Regions from separate parts of the Homo sapiens genome. Here regions 2 and 3 are each linked to region 1. A link is a contact called in ENCODE Hi-C or POLR2A ChIA-PET data. All regions are on one chromosome and are shown on one strand. The core of a region is the stretch at or near the end of the contact, and the rest is flanking DNA. Distances in the headings are between cores, read along the strand shown. Region 1 holds the start of MTNAP1 (mitochondrial nucleoid associated protein 1). Region 2 overlaps GPRC5C (G protein-coupled receptor class C group 5 member C). Region 3 holds the start of FDXR (ferredoxin reductase).

What was found. Hi-C counts contacts between places; a loop is a spot of excess contacts on that map. ChIA-PET counts read pairs that join two places held with the same protein, here RNA polymerase II (POLR2A). Pooled maps may share reads with other maps.
Region 2: a loop to region 1 is called in a map with no recorded cell type, with 3 times the contacts of the local background. The contact joins the enhancer-like site here to the promoter of MTNAP1 in region 1. A Hi-C loop is called at or near these places in 1 of 37 single-sample maps with no recorded cell type and 1 of 50 pooled maps.
Region 3: a loop to region 1 is called in a pooled map, with 26 times the contacts of the local background. The contact joins the promoter of FDXR here to the promoter of MTNAP1 in region 1. A Hi-C loop is called at or near these places in 8 of 50 pooled maps. POLR2A ChIA-PET finds 5 or more read pairs at or near these places in 2 of 52 experiments (GM10248 and activated B cell).

What each region holds. Positions count from the first base shown.
Region 1 is chr17:73,231,183-73,236,046 of GRCh38, forward strand. It overlaps MTNAP1 (mitochondrial nucleoid associated protein 1), which reads left to right and starts at 1,251. Exons shown (of 6, transcript NM_001351264.2): 1 at 1,251-1,307; 2 at 2,038-2,143; 3 at 4,294-4,864. The coding sequence starts at 4,301. VCF1 (VCP nuclear cofactor family member 1) reads right to left here and starts at 1,212. Exons shown (of 4, transcript NM_001098832.2): 1 at 904-1,212. The coding sequence starts at 1,124. RefSeq lists an enhancer at 1-705.
Region 2 is chr17:74,439,770-74,444,608 of GRCh38, forward strand. GPRC5C (G protein-coupled receptor class C group 5 member C) reads left to right here. Exons shown (of 4, transcript NM_022036.4): 2 at 1-1,058; 3 at 4,049-4,143. The coding sequence starts at 8. Among named protein-coding and RNA genes, the nearest start is that of GPRC5C, 10 kb to the left of the region's middle. RefSeq lists enhancers at 3,290-3,409, 4,452-4,839. Within about 2 kb of position 3,307, at least 30 of the 41 ENCODE cell types and tissues checked have a DNase peak (open chromatin) inside an H3K27ac peak, as active enhancers do.
Region 3 is chr17:74,870,850-74,875,401 of GRCh38, forward strand. It overlaps FDXR (ferredoxin reductase), which reads right to left and starts at 2,145. Exons shown (of 12, transcript NM_024417.5): 1 at 2,017-2,145; 2 at 1,187-1,284. The coding sequence starts at 2,095. It also overlaps a transcript of FADS6 not described here. RefSeq lists enhancers at 1,497-2,397, 2,195-2,489, 2,445-2,674, 3,295-4,195 and silencers at 1,885-2,014, 2,055-2,284.

The DNA.
Region 1 (4,864 bases), core at 1-2,500:
TAAACTCAGAATACTTTTGAGAACTTCAATCACATGAAATAATTATTTCAGAGAAGGATCCTTGTGGAAAGACCGTAACAGGAAGAGCATTCTGAGGTAACCTTTCCCAACTTTCTCCTCCACACATTCTTGCAGAGGAAATTAAGAGAGAGAAAAAAATTAAGAAATCCCAACTTAGTCCGGACTCTAGTAGTACATGTCAAGCACAGAACCCCTAATTTAAGACCCGCGTCCCGAGGCCAGGCTCCCTCGGGAAGGTAGCGAGTGCATCGCGATAAAATCTTTCCTCCCGCCTTCGGAGTCAAACGGCCCCGCAATCCAAACAGTTTAGAATCCAGCTTGTTCTTAATGCCACAGTCAAGAGAAGATCCATAACCCGCCTTGGTCATCTGCCCTTCTGTGTTCACAACCGTTCAGGGCACAAGTTCTTCGGTCTAACCGAATCTTTCCCTGCTGCGGGGTTAAGCCCAACCTTTCTTTCTGACCTTGGGGAGCCGGCAGCTCCCCGCCCGGTGCCCTCACAAAAGCCTTTGGGGGCTCCCTCTCCAAGATGAGACGTTTATCCCATCCCCCCACCCTCCTAAATTTAGGACAGGAAAGCTTTAGGGCCACCGTCTCTCTTCCGGGACCGATCACACTTCGTTCCAAATAGGAAAAGACAGGGGGGAAAAAAGATGGAGGGGCGGGAGACCTGGACCCCGGAGAGTCACCTTCCAGCTACCCACAGGAACCAAGCATCCGATCACTCGCGCATCCCTCTCCCCTCCTCCCCCGGCCCGCAGTGCACCCCACAGGGAGCCCCGCCGGGTCCACTCTTGCTCCGACCCCCATTTCGCGCGCCCCCTCGGCTCTATCTCCCAGATCCTCAGGCGACGAATGGAAAGGGGGTCCCTTCCCTCTCACCTGGGACGGAGGCGCTCGCTCATGGCAGCTGGCGGATGGAAGCTACGCGGCGCCGCTCCGCGAAGAGAGGGAACAGAGGGGGTTGTGTTTCGGCGGCCGCCACGCCCACCCCCTCGGGCCTTGGCTCTCGCAGCCGCTCGGGTGGACGCAGCCGGTGGCGAGTACCCCTCAGTCGGACCCGTACCACCACTACTTCCGGCGTCTGCTCCGCGCCCCCCCATGTCGCTGCCGCCGTGGTACCGCCCTCTCGCGGCTGCGCAGTGGCACCATCCCAACCGCACCGACTGGTAACCCCGCCCACGGGAAGAGGCGGGCTCGGAGCGGGAGGAGCGACTAGGAGCTTCTGGGAGAAAGGACCTCCCCTGGGGTGGCAGAAGCGCTCGCCTGTTCACAGCCAACGGAGGGTACGGTATAAAAGTCAAGCCAGGTTTCAAATAAATTCAATTATGTCATAATAATATCATACAAGTATTTGAGTTGAATCCGTGTAACATATTTTAAAACAGGCGGACCTATCCGGCAGTGGTGCAGACGGCCTGACGAGGTTCCTTGGCCGGGGGTTGGGCAGGGGCCTGGGGGGCTTCCCTGGGGGGCTTGTCGCCGGGGCCGCCTGGGCTTTCAGGTCTTCCGAGGTGAGGACGGTGCTCTGTGGGGAGCTTGCAAGGGCGGGTTTGTTTTCCGCGGCCCACGTTCTAAGTCTGGGGGAGACTCTCCTGAGCGGAGAGGGTAGGGAATCGGGTGCCGGGGCCGGCGGAGGGTCTTCCTGGAACCGCAGGAGGAAATCCTCGGTGGGGCTGCGGGAACGGCTGTCCCTGACCCAGGAGCTGCCGGGCCGACCCCATCCACTCCGCAGAATCAGAACAGCTGGCAGAATCAGAACAGCTTTCAGGGAAAGGAAGGGTGCGGGGAGGTGGGCAGGCTGGTAACGCAGCGGGAGGAGGGAAAGGCGGCTGGAGAGCGCCGGAGGTGAGGGTGAGGATTAGTGGAACTATTGAGGTCCTCCTTGAGCCCGGAGGCTGGGGAGGTCTTAACTCTCTGCTTTCCGGAACCTGTGTTTCTATTTGGTTCAGTATCGTGCCGCGTTTACTCACTGTGCATGCTGCCAAGTCACCTGTCTGATCGTGTCCTACACAGGCTGACATTCACGTTTCATTCTGCCACACTCGGGAACGGTGATCGGGGAAGCATGGGGATCCGGGAGAAGCACCCACAAAACTAGCATCCTCCTGGAGGAGCTCGGGTAAGAAAACAGACACCCACGTATAGACGTTATCGTGGGAATGTACCGGGATCTTTCAAGTAGGGTTGAGTGTGAGGTGGAGTGGAGGCAGAAACGTCTAGCAGGTGTCAAGCCCTTCCTAACGTTGTTAGCCGAAGGTCCATGGACTGGCTTCATTTGTGTGTATTATTGTAAACAAACAGTCTGTGGCTTTCATCCTGTTAGTGTGTACCTCCAAAGAAAGAAAGAATGATGGCTCACGCCTGTAATCCCAGCAGGCTGGGCGCGGTGGCTCACGCCTGTAGTCCCAGCACTTTGGGAGGCCGAGGCGGGTGGATCACCTGAGGTCAGGAGTTCAAGACCAGCCTGGCCAACATGGTGAAACCCCGTCTCTACTAAAAATACTAAAATTAGCTGGGCGTGGTGGCGCACGCCCTTAATCCCAGTAATCCCAGCCACGCGGGAGGCTGAGGCAGGAGAACCGTTTGAACCTGGGAGGCTGAGGTTGCTGTGAGCCGAGATCGCGCCACTGCACTCCAGCCTGAGTGATAGAGCAAGACTCCATCTCAAAAAAAAAAAGACCAAACAACAACAAAGTAAAAATGATTACTGTAATCTGTTGGCAGAAAACAGTTTTGTTTTGAAGGACTTCGTACAGGATAAGGTGGGTTGGTTGCTTTATTGAATGGATTGGTGAAGATTGTGTCTATTTTGTAAGTGGTTTCAGTCACCCTTTTTAATCTCTTTGGTAGTCAGAAGATATTATCAGTTGTAGTACTGAATAATATTTAAACGTTTATATCTAAAGAATTAAGTGAACAAATATTGTATGCCAGGCTCAGTGCTAGGTTTTTACATACAGCTGTGTGCAGGATAGATATGTTTCCTGCCCTCTGGAACTTTATAGAAAGAATAAGAGATGTAGAAAGGAAATAACTTTCAACTAAACATTGGAATTAAACATTTTCTTTTCTGGACTCTAAAGAATAACAGGTACAAATATACATGGTATAAATGTTTTTTTTTTAATTTTTTACATCGTATATGTTTAACAAAGATGTCAAACTAATTTGCCAGTAATCTGTTGTACTAGAAACTATAAGTAGGCCAGGCGTGGTGTCTCACGCCTGTAATCCCAGCACACTGGAAGGCCGAAGGCGGGCAGATCACGAAGTCAGGAGATTGAGACCATCCTGGCCAACATGGTGAAACCCCGTCTCTACTAAAAATACAAAAATTAGCCTGGCGTGGTGGCGCATGCCTGTAGTCCCAGCTCCTCGGGATGCTGAGGCAGGACAATAGCTTGAACCTGGGAAATGGAGGTTTCAGTGAGCCGACACTGCACTCCGGCCTGGTGACAGAGTGAGACTCTGTCTCAAAAAAAAAAAAAAAAAAGTATAAGTGAAAAACAGGACTGTGTCCTTGGCCATGTATATATTTGTGCATTATGCATACATTTTATGTATATCTGTGTGTGTGTGTGTGTGTATATGCATATTACTAAATGTTAGTAGAGCTTCATTTCTCATTCTTTGATTGTGGTAATTCTAATATTTTCTTCTTACACCCTAGTGCATATTCTATTTATCACTTTGGAAACCTCTGCTGTAATCAGTAACCTTTGGCTGGGCGTGGGCGTGGTAGCTCGCGCCTGTAATCTCAGCACTTTAGGGGGCTGAGGTGGGTGGATTGCCAGAGCTCAGGAGTTCGAGACCAGTCTGGGTAACACGGACACGGTGAAACCCCGTCTTTACTAAAATACAAAAAATTAGTCAGGCGTGGTGGCATGCCCCTGTAGTCCCAACTACTTGGGAGGCTGAGACGAGAATTGCTTGAACCTGGGAGGCGGAGTTTGCAGTGAGCAGATATTGTGCCACTGCACTCCAGCCTGGGTGACAGAGTGAGACTCTGTTTCCAAAATAAATAAATAAATAAATAACCTTTGGTTCCTGGCCTAAGTTTTTTATTCTTTACCATTCTGTCCTTGAATAACGTGTTTAAGGGTTTTTAAACAATTTTTTATACTCATATAATGACTAGTTGACTTGCTGTAACCGTAAGTAGCAAACATCTAGCTTGTTCCAAATGAATTTAAAAGATACAACACATAAGTAAAATATTGGTATGTACAAACTATGTGCTTCTCATAATCTCACATTTACCTTTTTCAGGAATAGGATGAGTGATAATCCACCCAGAATGGAAGTGTGTCCTTACTGTAAGAAGCCATTTAAACGATTAAAATCCCACTTGCCATACTGTAAGATGATAGGACCAACCATACCTACTGATCAAAAAGTTTATCAGTCCAAGCCAGCTACACTCCCACGTGCTAAAAAGATGAAAGGACCAATCAAAGATTTAATTAAAGCTAAAGGGAAAGAGTTAGAGACAGAGAATGAAGAAAGAAATTCTAAGTTGGTGGTGGACAAACCAGAACAGACAGTGAAGACCTTTCCACTGCCAGCTGTTGGTTTGGAAAGAGCAGCTACTACAAAGGCAGATAAAGACATCAAGAATCCAATCCAACCATCCTTCAAAATGTTAAAAAATACTAAACCAATGACTACTTTCCAAGAAGAAACCAAGGCTCAGTTTTACGCATCAGAGAAAACCTCTCCTAAAAGAGAACTTGCCAAAGATTTGCCTAAATCAGGAGAAAGTCGATGTAATCCTTCAGAAGCTGGAGCGTCTTTACTGGTTGGCTCAATAGAACCTTCTTTGTCAAATCAAGATAGAAAA
Region 2 (4,839 bases), core at 2,057-4,556, 1.2 Mb after region 1:
AGCCAGGATGGCCATCCACAAAGCCTTGGTGATGTGCCTGGGACTGCCTCTCTTCCTGTTCCCAGGGGCCTGGGCCCAGGGCCATGTCCCACCCGGCTGCAGCCAAGGCCTCAACCCCCTGTACTACAACCTGTGTGACCGCTCTGGGGCGTGGGGCATCGTCCTGGAGGCCGTGGCTGGGGCGGGCATTGTCACCACGTTTGTGCTCACCATCATCCTGGTGGCCAGCCTCCCCTTTGTGCAGGACACCAAGAAACGGAGCCTGCTGGGGACCCAGGTATTCTTCCTTCTGGGGACCCTGGGCCTCTTCTGCCTCGTGTTTGCCTGTGTGGTGAAGCCCGACTTCTCCACCTGTGCCTCTCGGCGCTTCCTCTTTGGGGTTCTGTTCGCCATCTGCTTCTCTTGTCTGGCGGCTCACGTCTTTGCCCTCAACTTCCTGGCCCGGAAGAACCACGGGCCCCGGGGCTGGGTGATCTTCACTGTGGCTCTGCTGCTGACCCTGGTAGAGGTCATCATCAATACAGAGTGGCTGATCATCACCCTGGTTCGGGGCAGTGGCGAGGGCGGCCCTCAGGGCAACAGCAGCGCAGGCTGGGCCGTGGCCTCCCCCTGTGCCATCGCCAACATGGACTTTGTCATGGCACTCATCTACGTCATGCTGCTGCTGCTGGGTGCCTTCCTGGGGGCCTGGCCCGCCCTGTGTGGCCGCTACAAGCGCTGGCGTAAGCATGGGGTCTTTGTGCTCCTCACCACAGCCACCTCCGTTGCCATATGGGTGGTGTGGATCGTCATGTATACTTACGGCAACAAGCAGCACAACAGTCCCACCTGGGATGACCCCACGCTGGCCATCGCCCTCGCCGCCAATGCCTGGGCCTTCGTCCTCTTCTACGTCATCCCCGAGGTCTCCCAGGTGACCAAGTCCAGCCCAGAGCAAAGCTACCAGGGGGACATGTACCCCACCCGGGGCGTGGGCTATGAGACCATCCTGAAAGAGCAGAAGGGTCAGAGCATGTTCGTGGAGAACAAGGCCTTTTCCATGGATGAGCCGGTTGCAGGTGGGTCTCTGTGGATGCCCCCAGTGGCCCCTTTCTCCATCCCATGTCTTTTACTGCAGGACAGGGAGCCAGTCTCTTGAGCAAAATGGAAAGTTTTTGAGGTTTTCTGTAGTTTTCTGCCTAAGTGTCTCTAAATTCCATTTAATTTAAAGATTTTTTTTTTTCAGTTGGGCATGGTAGATCATGCCTGTAATCCTAGCACTTTGGGAGGCCAAGGCGGGTGGATCACTTGAGACGAGGAGTTCGAGACCAGCCTGATCCACATGGTGAAACCCCGTCTCTACTAGAAATCCAAAAAAATTAGCTGGGTGTGCTGGCTCATGCCTGTGATCTCAGCTACTCGGGAGGCTGAGGCGGGAGAATCACTTGAACCTGGGAGGCGGAGGTTGCAGTGAGCCAAAATCGAGCCACTACACTCCAGCCTGGGTGACAGAGCAAGACTCCATCTCAAAATAAATAAATAAATAAGATTTTTTTTCTATATTCATATAATTCATGCATACATTCTCACTGTAAAATTTCAAACATTACAGATAAAATGAAATTTTCCCCAGCTGCCTCCCCAGTCCTACCCGTCCCATCCTGTTCCATCCCCAGAAGTGACCACTATTGACTGATATAATATCTATGTGCCTTTGTTTCTCCATTTGTAAAATGGGGATAATGTCAGTACCTATTTCATAGGGTTCTTGTGAGGATTGAATTAATTAGTGCCGGCTGGGCGCCATGGCTCACACCTGTAATCCCAGCACTTTGGGAGGCTGAGGTGAGTGGAGCTTGAGCCTAGGAGTTTGAGACCGGCCTGGACAACATAGTGAGGCCCCGTCTCTACAAATAATTTCAAAAATTAGCCAGGTGTGGTAGTGCATGCCTATGGTCCCAGCTCCTCAGGAGGCTGAGGCAGGAGGATTGCCTGAGCCCAGGAGGTTGAGGCTTCAGTGAGCCGTGATTGCACCACCACATTCCAGCCTGGATGATCTCAAAAAAAAAAAAAATTACTTAGTGCCCGGCCCATGAAAAGCACTCTTGAAGAATTAGCTATTTGCTGTGTGTGCGTGTCTATTATTTTACATATTTTACTAATACTATCCTTCCAGAACTTGTTTTTCTATTATGTATGTATCCATAATCACCTTAGTTTTCTTTAAAAGGAAGTATTTTTCAGGTAATTTTTTTCTCTTTTTTTATTTTTTGAGACGGAGTCTCGCTCTGTCACCCAGGCTGGAGTACAGTGGTGTGATCTTGGCTCACTGCAACCTCCGCCTCCCGGGCTCAAGAGATTCTCCTGCCTCAGCCTCCCAAGTAGCTGGGATTACAGGCACGTGCCACCACACCTGGCTAATTTTTGTATTTTTAATAGAGACGGGATTTCACTATGTTGGCCAGGCTGGTCTCGAACTGCTAACCTCAAGTGATCCGCCTGCCTCGGCATCCCAAAGTGCTGGGATTACAGGTGTGAGCCACTGCACCTGGCCTTTTTCTCTTTTTAATAAAAGTATTTGGGGTGCCGTGTAGTGGTCTCAGCAGCGCCCTTGTTAGCTGTACAGCCCACTAGCATTTCCTCAGCACCTGCTCTGTGCCAGCCCCTGTGCTAATCCCCTTACCGATGTGGCCCATTGCACGCATCCCACCTGCTCTTCCTCAGCCTGCTGGCTGCAGCCCCTCATCTGACATGACCTGGAAATTTGGGGGTGCCATCTCAAAGTCCTGACCCTGCCCCCAGACTGTGCTGATCTGGAGGCCTGGGGGCTTCAGACTTTCTTAACTGCCCGGTTAACAAGCACCGGCTCTGGGGTCTCTGCTGGGAGGTCAGAGTCAGGCAGTGGAAGTTCCAGAATCAGAGACATTCCTTTCTCTTCTACACACTGTGAAATCCTCATAATCCCTGCTTTGGAGAAAGAGATGACCCTTGTCCTGCCGGGCACTTGATCTTTGATCTGCCCACCTGGGCTGAGGTGCTGGCCTCACCCCTGGGTGGCCCCTGTCACACGCACGGTGTGCATGGCGGGGGTGGAATTGGCAAAACCCACCAGAGAGGTGGGGCTTACAGACAAGTGCTGGGAGGAGCCTCAGGCCCCGCCCCCACACTGAATGCCGGTCGGGGCCAAATGGTTCTCAACCTTGGGGCTGAGTTTTTACTTCCTTTTTTTTTTTCTAAATGGAAAAATCAATAGAGTGAGCCCAGCCCCAGCACTTAGGAAACTCTATATAGGTTGCGGTCCCTCAGAACTGCAGGGCCGTCAGCCTTGCCGGAGCCAGACGTCCGCTGTGCCGTCCTCACAGCAAGGCCTGCTCCGAGGCCCCGGGGTGCGTCAGCAGCCCTCCTCAAACACCCTGGGAGTGCCCAGCAGGGCGGAACACACCGGGAAACCAACACCCCAAAGGCACAAGGAAGTATCCCTGGAGCTAAAAATAGTTCTGGAAACTTGCCAGGGGGCCACAGGCTGGGACGTGCGTTAAGGCTCCCTGGCCAGGCTCTGGGTTGGTGTAGTGGGGAAGGGGCGCCCAGGTCGGCCCTGGGAGGACATGAACAGGCTTAGGCCGAGGGCTCTCAGATGTATTTACCTCTGTGCCTGGCAGCTGGCCCGTGGTGACAGGCAGAGCTGGAGGCTGGCCATCTTGGAAGGCGGCCGAAGGCCCATGTGTCCTCTTGGCCTCTGGCCCCGGAGGGCGGATGGGGATGTGGAAGTTGCTGACAGAGCATTTTCTGAGCTGTTGGGTCAGGGGCTGGGGTGTCTACAGTGCAGGGAAGCTCAGCAGTGTTGTTCACTCCCATGCATCTGTACAAAGGGGTGCTAGGCTTGGGAGGGGGCCCCCGTGTTCACAACCTCACCCCCAAGTTGGCCACTCCTGGGTTAGAGACTATGCCAGGGTTGGCCTGCCCCCTTTACCTCTTCCCTGCCCCCAGAGAGCCTTGCTTGGTTTGTGGGAGGTGGGGAAGGGAGCTGAGAGCCCTGGGATCTTCAAACTGTTCCTGCTTTTCCTTGTAGCTAAGAGGCCGGTGTCACCATACAGCGGGTACAATGGGCAGCTGCTGACCAGTGTGTACCAGCCCACTGAGATGGCCCTGATGCACAAAGTTCCGGTAAGTGGGTTCCCCAGGTCCCCGTGACACGTCTGGGCTACAGAGACCAGCCTCAGCAGGCCAGTGGGAGAAGGCCATGTGGCCAGAGCTGGGTTGGGTGGAGGTGGTAAGGGGAAGGCAAGCTTCTCCATCTGGTGCTTTTACCTGGGGAATCCAGAGCCCCAGTTCTTAAATTCCTTGTCCTGGAGTCAGTGTACCCACCACCTTCAGCTGCACTGCAGTGGGACCCGCCCTGTGTCACTGGGGCATTGCACACAGGTTGTGTCGGGATGCTATAGGGAATGCTGGGTGAGCTCTCCCTGGTGGGAGCTGCCAGCTTTACCCTGGAGGGCTTGGGGAGGGACAAAGGAGGGTCTCAGCCAGGTGCTCCCAAAATAGACAGGGGTCCAAATGTCACAGGTCTGGATAGGTGTTTACTTCTCAACCACAGCTGTGCCAAGGGGGCCCACACTCTCCTCCCTCTCTGGCAGGCAGCAAGTCTCGACCTTACACCTCCCCCTGGGTTCTGGAAACTAGAAGCATCGTTAGCCAGGGGAGGGGGAGGGAGCAGGAAGACGGTGGGTTGGATTCTACTCACTCCTATATGTGTTCCTCCTCCCGGCTGGCAGAGGCTGTGGGGAGAGGTCAGTGACCCGTCTTGGCAGGACACTGGGAACAGGAAACAAGGAGGTCAGCTGGGTGGCGTTCTCATCCCCC
Region 3 (4,552 bases), core at 895-3,394, 1.6 Mb after region 1:
TGGAGTACAGTGATTTGATCTTGGCTCAGTGCTACCTCCACCTCCTGGGTTCAAGCGATCCTCCCGACTCAGCCTCCCAAGTACCTGGGACTACAGACCTGTGCCACCACACGTGGCTGATTTTTCTATTTTTAGTAGAGATGGGGTTTCACCACGTTGGCCAGGCTGGTCTCAAACTCCTGACTTCAAGTGATCCACCTGCCTTGGCCTCCCAAAGTGCTGGGATTACAGACATGAGCCACCTGGGCTTCCGGCCCAGGAAACAGTTTCTGATTGACCCCACCTGCCTCGGCTCACGCTGCCCACATTATTGTAATTAGCTCTTTCACCCGTGTTGCCTGGGAAGCATGCACGGGTCACTTTTCAGCAGAGTGATCAACTCATCCCAGTTTCCCAAGAACTTCCAGCTTAGCGCTGAAGCCCCTTGTCCTGGGCAGTCCAGGCCAGTTGGTCACCCTACATTTCAAGCATCTGTGTGTGTGTGTATAATTAAGATATTCATCCTTTCTCTTGTCTCTCCACGGACACTCCAAGCCTCTCCAAAGCTAGGCAACTGTCTCACGTCTCAGTTAACCTGGGTATCCCCTCTCTACTCTGTCCCAAAGTCTGATGTGGAGTCTCAAGTAGAACCTGTAGCCTTGGCTTGGGGCCCTTCCTGCCGAGGCAGACACTGAAAGCCTTGAGATCCTGGCCTTCACAGGGGAAGGGGGAGGGGCAGAGGGCAGGCTGAAAGAACAGAATGGCACGGAGGACTGGAGCTATGGGTGAGGAGGGCATGGCAAGGCAGGTAAAGTTACAGAAAGCGGAGGAGGTGGGTAGCCTCGAGATGTAGGATGTTTGGGATAGAGTGAAGATAGACGAGAGAGGAGGGAAGATGAAGGAGGACAAAGTCATTTTGCAGGTCTACATAAGCCCCCTGGAGTGCTTGGCCAGGGAGGCAAAGCTGACCACCTGCCACTGACCACTCACCACCAATGTGCGTTTTACACCCCTGTCACACTGAGGACGGGAGGGGAGGGGAGCCTCAGGTGTAGGTGAGGAAGCAAGTGGGAAGTGTCCAGGCCAGATGGCTGGGAGCCCCTTCCCCATAAGGCAACCAGGAGTGCTCTTAAAACCCAAAGCGGGTGAGGCTTGCCCTTAGGACTGGAGCAGCAGGTGAATGATGGACTATGAGTAAGTGGCTTACCTTTAGCAGGTGTTGGGCCGTGTAGAAGCCAGCTGGGCCACTGCCCACCACACAGATCTGGGGGGTCTTCTCCTGTGTGGAGAAATGGTGGCAGAAGCCTGGGGCCAGGCAGAGGAGAGGGAAAAGGTCAAAATTAACTTCTCTCCCCAGTCCCAAACCAACCTGAATATCCAACAGAAGCTGGAACTTCCCAAGCTTCACCCTCACCTGCATCCTCCTTCTCTTGTTCCTCAAGGCTTTGGCATTTGCAGGGTCTCTTACTTCATCTGAACCCCCAAAGGCTGTGGGTTCATCCAGAGCCCACATCTCACCCATGAACCTACTACACCACTGCCAATGGCCTGCCCAACAACACTTCATTCCCTATCCAATCGGCTAGAATCCCACATCCTTCCAACGGCCTCCATATCATCCCAATCTCGCCCCCGTGGGTCTCCCCACGGTGTCCCTCCTCTAACCCCTCTCTCTCTCCACAAAACGCTATATTGCCCATATAGACCCGTCTTATTCCTACAGATCCCTGTTTCGACTCAGACTTTCCTCTCGCCCCACAGACCTCCGTATCATCCTCCATTCACCCCGTCTCACACCTGTAGATCTCAAAGTCTCTCCTTTTCACCTTTGTTGACCTCCGTCTCTAACCCTAGAAGCCTCACATCTCACGCACAGATCTCCGCCCACCCCCGTACACCACCGGGATCTCGCCAGCAGGAAGACACCCCTTCAGTCTCACCCTTCTCCAGCCCTGCCCCAGCTCTGCTCCGACCCCTACTCAGCGCTCGCAGGCCTCCCCGCGCTCCCATCCAGCCCCAAAGGCGCCCTGCTCCTACTCGGGGTGCTCCCGGCGGGAGGCAGCCGGGTCCGAGGCCACGCCGACCAGCCCCACCAGCGCCAGCAGCGCGAAGCCATGGCTGGGAGCAGCAACCTGCAAGTGGATCTGTTCCTAGCTACTGCTCCGCAGGGCAAGCCCGCTCCTGCCCGGGCCCGCCCACAAGCGAGGCCCCGCCCCAAACCCCGCCCCCTGCGCTCCGGGAAAGCGGAGCCTTGCGGCTCCACCCCGACTCCCGAGAGAATCCCGCCCCCAAAAGAGAGACCCGCCCTTAACTACGCCCCACCGTCGAAGCCCCGCCCCTCGGAGCATCCGGGGTATACGCGATTTAATACATTTCTCCCCAGGCCTCACCTTCCCTCCAAATCCCGGAAGCCTAGGGTTGGAAGAGAGCGAATCCCCATCGCTGTTTCAGTCCCTCCCCAAGGAAACAGCCACTAAGAAAGGAGCTTATTTTACTTAGCCGCGCCCCTCTCGGGAGGCTCTCGTCGCTCACTGATGACGCAGACGCCCTTGCCATTTGATTGCGAATCCTCCCACGTGACTTCGTCCTAGCCAATCACGAGTCCGGCTCCAAGCGAGCCTTCCCGCCGTTGGGAAATAACCAGAGTGCGGAAGTCTGGGGCGAGGGAGCTCCTTCCCGGAGCCCAGCAGCCTCCTTCTTCGACCCCGGGTGTTGTGCCGATGTAACCCCTCAAATCCCCGTCTTTGCCGGGCCAGGGAGAATATTAAACCCTGGAAAGCTCGTCCCACCTCACCTCCTTTCCCATTACATAGGTGAAGAAAAGCGGGGCGGGGCAGTGGCTTACGTATGGTACTAAGGACAGAGCGTCCGACCCCCGTGCAGCCGAGCCGGGACCAGAGTTGAGGTACTCCCCTCGGGTTCAGAATTTAAGGGGGCTCCAAAACACTCAGTAATCAAGATAAATATAATACTGCAACGTTTTAAAAGGTCAAAAGTAATGCAAAAAGTCTATGATCAAAATGTTTTTAAAAATAAGGACAGGATCCGTAGTCACAGCTGACCCAATAAGCCTAACCCCTCTTCCTTTTCCCCATGGGCCCTCTTGTCAAATATTACTTCCTTGGAGAAGCCTTTTCTCTGACCCGTCCCCTCCCAAGTTCCAAGGAGTTAAAGGCCTCTCATTCCACAGCATCTGACCTTATCCCATCATGACTTACTACACTGGTTGTCGTTTTTAATGAGATTTTAAATTCAATAATAACATACAGAAAAGTGCACAAATCATGAGTGTACAACTTGACAATATATCACAAGGTGTAACCATATAACCACCACCCAGATCAAGAAATAAAACATGGCCAGTATCCCAGGAGTCCTCTGTGCCCTTACTGGTCACTTCCCCTCCCTCCCACTGGTAAGTAAATGCTGTCTGCTTTCTAATAGGTCACTGTGTTTTATGCCTGTCCCACTAGACCAGGAGTAGGCAAACTATAGCTTGCAGGCCAAATACTGTCCACCAGCATGTTTTGGATGACCAACAAGAATGGCTTTTACTGTTTTTGTTTTTTTGGAGGTTTTGGGGTTTTTGTTTTTGGTTTTGATTTTGTTTTTTGAGACAGGGTCCTGCTCTGTCACCCAGGCTGGAGTGCAGTGGTGCTCACTGCAACCTCTGCTTCCTGGCTTGGCTCAAGCGAGCCTCAGGCCTCAGCCTCCGGAGTAGCTGGGACCACAGGTGCCTGCCACCACGCCTGGTTCATTTTTGCATTTTTTGTGGAGATGGGGTTTTGCCATGTCACCCAGGCTGGTCTCGAACTCCTGAACTCAAAGCGATCCTCCCACCTCGGCCTTCCAAAGTGCCAGGATTACAGGAGTGAGCCACCACACCCAGCTTGTTTTTATATTTTTAATGGTAAAAAACAACATTTTGTGACACGTAAAAATTACATGAAATTCAGACTTCAGTTTGAATAAAACTTTATTGGAAGACATCCATGCTTACTTCTTTACATATTGTCTATGGCTATATTTGTGCTTTGATGGCACAATTGAGTAGTTGTAACAGAGATCATATGGTTCGCAAAGCCCCAGATATTTACTATCTGGTCCTTTACAGAGTTTGACCACCCCTGCACTACATTATAAGCTCCATGAGGATGGGGACCCAGTCTCAGCTCTTATACCCCCAGGGCTTCACACACTGGCTAGCACATAATGGAAGTTCGTACAATCGAAAAAGTTCTGTAGGGCTCCCCATCTAGAGGCAGTATATCTGGTGGTGGAGGATGGATTCTAGAGTCAGACAACATTGGGTCTGAATCCCTCTTCCTCCACTTACTAGCTATATGACATTGAGAAATTTAATCTCTCCAGGACTTTTTTTCACTGTCTGTAACATTTGGGGGAAATATGAATAGTGGCAATTTGTTGTAGACATTAAAATCAGATGATGAGGTCAAGACAACTTCCATAAATGCTAGATAAACATTAGCTATTATTATCATCATCCATATGTATTATGACCTCCCATATGTCTCTGTAGATTAGACCTTAAGTCTCTGCAGAGATCTGGATA